Linked DNA regions of Homo sapiens: region 2 is linked to region 1. A link is an interaction called in ENCODE POLR2A ChIA-PET data of the cell type or tissue named here. Cell type or tissue: PC-9. All regions are shown on one strand.

Region 1 (2,500 bases):
ACTAGACCCTGTTGTTAAATGATTGGTTTGGTTGTGTAGAAGAAATGCTGTTTTTTCCCCCTCTCAACCTAATCTGTGTTTTGTTGTTGTTGTTGTTGTTGTTTTGGTTTGTTTGTTTTTGGCTCATGTTGAAGGGAAAGTGGTGGCAATATAATTTTAAAACATTTATTTTCTCATATACCAATATATGAAATTGATACATTTTGTGAGTGTGTGTGTGTATAAATGCCTCATGGACTCCTTTTTATGAATGGCTTTCAGATTGTGTTTAAGAAATCCTGAGCTTTAGCAGAGTTCCCTTTGACTGGAACTGCTTGGGTTTTTATTTTGGTCTTCCACATGAGATATTGGGAGATGGGGAATGGGAAGTTCCACTGCTTTGTGAGTCAGCTTTTTACCTTTATTTTAATATTTCTTTCCTTTCTTCAGGGATATTTTGAATATTTGTAAATGGGACAAAAACACAGACTGGAAAGAAAATCTAGAGGGAGAAAGTCCAATTTTAGGATTAGTATTCTTGTTTGTGTAAAATGAGATAGAGATCCGGTTTTATTCTCCTGGGTGAAGGTCCACACTTTAAAGATTTTACTGTCATTCCACCTCCCCTCCTTGGCTATGTCAGGCATGTTTCTGGCAAGGTGTGAACTGTGTGAGAAATGACAACTGCTTATTTAGTTATCAAGAGAAGGCATGGAGCCACTTTTCAGTTCTTGGACAGAACATACAATACTCACTGTCCTTAATTCTTATATTTAATTAATCCTTATTTTAACTTCTTAGCCACTCAGTATTCATTTAAAATTAGATTTTAACTTACCTAATTTTATTTGTACAGCATGTGTCAGTGATCAAGATATTTATTCTTGTCTGTGTATTTTTAGAATTCTAGAATTTTGCTTAAAGACCAAGTTCTAGAATTCTGTTCCAGTTTGTGAAAAATCTTCTTTTTTTTTTTTGAGATGGAGTCTTGCTCTGTCACCCCGGGTGGAGTACAGTGGCGCGATCTCCACTCACTGCAACCTCCGCCTCCTGGGCTCAAGCGATTCTCCTGCCTCAGCCTCTCAAGTAGCTGGGATGACAGGCGCCCAACACCTGGCTAATTTTTGTGTTTTTAGTAGGGACAGGGTTTCACCATGTTGGCTGCCTGGTTTCAAACTCCTGAACTCAAGTGATCCTCCCACCCTGGCCTCCCAAAGGCCTGGAATTACAGGTGTGATTCACCACGCTCAGCCCCAGTTTGTGTAATTCTAAGAATGAGATTTTGATGTGGTGTTTGTTCAGCAAGTTTTCCTGACCTTTTTCAGTTGACTCGGGAAACTTGTTGAGACAAAGGCTAGGATTCAATATCCACATATCAAACAAATATAATACACATAGCCTAGGTTTAATAAAGGAATTCATTTCTTACTTGCATATATTTGAATGAAACTCTTGTCTGCATAAATTACATCAAAAAAAGATGCATAATCAGAATTCTTTTGGTCTAGCCTGTTCCTATCCTGACGCTTTAGGAAGTGGTAGGGGAAGAAGTCCTAGTTTGCTATAAATTAATAAGAAAACAGATTATAGATTTTTGTTGATAGTAACCTCTCTAGCCTTCCATGCTGTCCCTGTGGGGAACTCATTCAGCTACTTTTAATGTTACTTGCTCATTTGTTGTGCTTTATTTATGCTTCTAAGTTTATTCCAGTATTGCAGTTGATCTATAAGGTGGGCAGAGTGTTGTTTTACCAAGGAACTGAGTGTCAGTGGTTAGGTTAGAATAGCAATTCTCAAATTCTGGTCCTAGACTCCTTTACACTCTTAAATTCCTAAGGAACACAAAAGGCTTCTGTGTATGTAGGTTATATCTACCAGTTACAGGTATTACAAACTAAAACTGAAAAGTTCTTCAAATATTTAATTTAAAAATAAAAATAAACTTACACTATGATACATAACATTATTAAATAACCATATTTTCAAAAATAGAAGAGCTAAGCGTTTTTGCAAACATCTTCACTATTATATGACTTAATAGAAGATAGATCCTCACATTTGCTTATGCATTTGATCTGCAGCATCATCACACATCATTTAGCTTCTGAAAAACTCCCCTGTACAGTTGTGAGAAAATGAGAATGAAAAAGGCTAGTATCCTCTTAGTATTATTTTGAAAATAGTTTTGACCCCCTAAAATAGTTTAGATTCCCTAAAGAGACCTTGGGAATGAATTTGAGGACTGCTGGCCTAGGGATTTCTAAACTAGATTTAGGCATTTGTGAGACATTTCTCAAGCTGTTTGACCATCGTTCATGTATGTCTTACAGGTGCTGAGAATGCTTGAGAATCACTTAAAGGCAACTGAAGACATCTGTGGGCATGTTAATGTTCTTGATATTTTAACAATTTGAGATTTTTCCTTTTTTTTTTTAAATGTAATACTTGCCAAGGTAAATATCAGTTGAGATTGATTTCAATTGGGAGTCCATTAAGTTTATAGATTATTTGTGACACTTGA
Region 2 (2,500 bases), 620 kb before region 1:
ACACTGAGAGGGCCTGAGTCCTATGTGCTGGTATTAACGAGCATCTCACAATTCCAAAGGATGAATACTCTACTCCCCTTCAGAACTTGTAGCTGCACACGCAGGTCCCTGGACCTGATATGCCCAGTGTTCCCCACTCTGCCTGGCTTGGCCTTCACATTCATCCTTCATATTCTACCTCCTGTGTAAAGCACCTGAAGAATTAGTAGCCTCTGCTTCTGCTTTTCTGAGCAACAGACCAATAGCTAGGAGCATAAGCTCTTGAATGAGGCTGCCTGAATTCAAACTTTAACTCCACTACTTAACATATGACCTTGGTAAGTTTCTCAGTCACTCTGCCTTGGTTTCTCCATTTACAGAAAGGGGATAATATCTCCAATTGTTGTTATGAGGATTAAAATACATATAATACACTTACAGGCAAGCACTGTTATTGTTTCTATCTAACTCTATCTGATGGTAAATTTGTTTACATGCATCTTTCCCTGACCAGTCCCTGAGCTGCTCAAAGGCATAAAATTACTTATTGCTTTTCTTATTAATAGCATATAATATAGGGCTAGGTGCAAGATAGGTACATGTAAGGGACCCATGAATGAATGAAAAAACAACAAAAAAAAACCATTAGTTTAGCAACATCAAAGCTTATAGAAACCACACTTTCAAAATAAAAATCAGAGCACGTGGTTTATGGGTATATTAGAATTGAGTCTCTCAAATCAGGACTTCTCTGGAAAACCCAGGCTGTCTGACTGCCAGAACTATCTAGAAAGAATCCAAATGCCCAACAGTTTGAGTGGCTACAGAAACGATAACATTTAACACAGAAGATTTTATGTAACCATAACCAGAAACCTGTGTTGATACCTGGAAGAGTCTGGAAAAAACACCAAGTAGAAAATCAGAGCAGAAGTTTGCAAAGAAGAATTATGGAGCTATTCAGAGAATGATGATCAAAGTTAACAGACTGTATGTGTGCATCTAACACTGCGTGGAGAAAGAATCTTTATTTTTTTAATTAATTTTCATTCTAAAGACAGCTTAATAATTATGCTTATTATAAGGCCTTTACATAAGAAACAAGGAAAATTAAATGGAGATTCCAAGACTTGCCATCTTTCAAATAAGGCACAGTGAGAAGGGTCAAGTTTCTCCACTACTATAATTCTCTGAATAGGTAAGTTTCCTACAAAAAAAAAAAACCCATATACTTTTCTGCTCATCAACCCTCTTATTTCATAAACAGACTTTTAATAGCCAGTCATTTGTTTTGTTCATGTCAGGGACAATCAATAGTTTGATTAACTATTCAAACTACTTCTTGATTGGCCGGGCATGATGGCCTGCGCCTGTAGTCCCAGCTACTCCTGTGGCTGAGGCACAAGAATTGCCTGAATCCAGGAGGCAGAGGTTGCAGTGAGCCGAGGTCTTGCCACTGCACTCTAGCCTAGGCAACAGAGTGAAACTCTGTCTCAAAAACAAACAAAAACAAAGCACCTCCTGATTAAGCCTTCTCATTTAGTACAATAAAAACATGAATTCTAAAATGTACATATTTGTATATAAAGCAAAAAGGACCTTAGCAAGTTTTTCATTCATTTTCCCCCAAGAGTTCCCCCAAAATTAGAGCCCAACTCAGAGAAAGACAAAGAAGGGGAAAAGACTCTACTTGCTCAAAGCACAGAGCATGTTTTCACTTATATCAGATTTTTAACATATACATGCACATACAGATATATACATATGCAATATGTATATATAGACATGGATGTAAACACACATCAGAAAAAAATAAGGTTACAAAGCAATCTTTTCAGTTGTCTTCATGAGTCAATAAAACAACATCAGCAACAGCAGCTTCAAATAGCCCAGGTGATGACAGATATTCTAACAAACCAAATATGCAACCACCTCAACATTTCCATCTTTCTTCTCATCATCAACATTCCTTAGATTAATCAAAGGAAAGGAGACAAGTAAGAAGTATGGGTAGGAATTTACTTCAAGTAGTTTCTCTTAAAAAAAAAAAAAAGCAAATAAATCCATTATCCTAAAATTATATAAACACGGTTCAACAGTCTAAACATAATTAATTTTTAAAAAATGTTTTAATATTCCAATCAGAATTTCTACTTATCCCTTCTTAAATACTTTTGCCTAAGGAGTAATCTGTCAATGCATGCAGTTTAAATCATTAACTACATAGCACCCAATCATTAGCATAATTAGCATGTAAATCTCACGAAGGCACTAATTGTGTCCTTTTAAGTGTTTTATGCAACACTCGGTACAAGGAAGCTTATTAAACACTTAATTATGTTTAGTAAAAAGAACAAAATGCCAAAACGAAAGTCTTTATTATTCAACTTGGCTGTCTTTTAGAATATAAAACACTGATCAGTATCTGTTTCTCCAAGTACAATTATAAGAAACTGAAAACAAAACAAGCCCCACTGGAATTAGAAATTCTGTGTCCTCTGTCCAAGAATACTGTTTCATT

What was found. ChIA-PET counts read pairs that join two places held together with the same protein. Peaks named below come from ENCODE experiments on the same cell type or tissue, not always from the same donor. Only the 100,000 strongest peaks of a DNase experiment are listed, where the experiment ranks them.
Region 2: POLR2A ChIA-PET joins it to region 1 with 14 read pairs; 2 of 35 experiments call an interaction of 5 or more read pairs at or near these places.

The regions. Positions count from the first base shown.
Region 1 is chr2:99,339,832-99,342,331 of GRCh38, forward strand. All of the region lies in intron 1 of EIF5B (eukaryotic translation initiation factor 5B), which reads left to right. Among named protein-coding and RNA genes, the nearest start is that of EIF5B, 3.7 kb to the left of the region's middle. In PC-9, no CTCF peak of the experiment used is centred here; no DNase peak of the experiment used is centred here; H3K27ac peaks cover 547 bases.
Region 2 is chr2:98,723,601-98,726,100 of GRCh38, forward strand. The region is part of intron 2 of MGAT4A (alpha-1,3-mannosyl-glycoprotein 4-beta-N-acetylglucosaminyltransferase A); the gene reads right to left. Among named protein-coding and RNA genes, the nearest start is that of MGAT4A, 6.3 kb to the right of the region's middle. In PC-9, no CTCF peak of the experiment used is centred here; no DNase peak of the experiment used is centred here.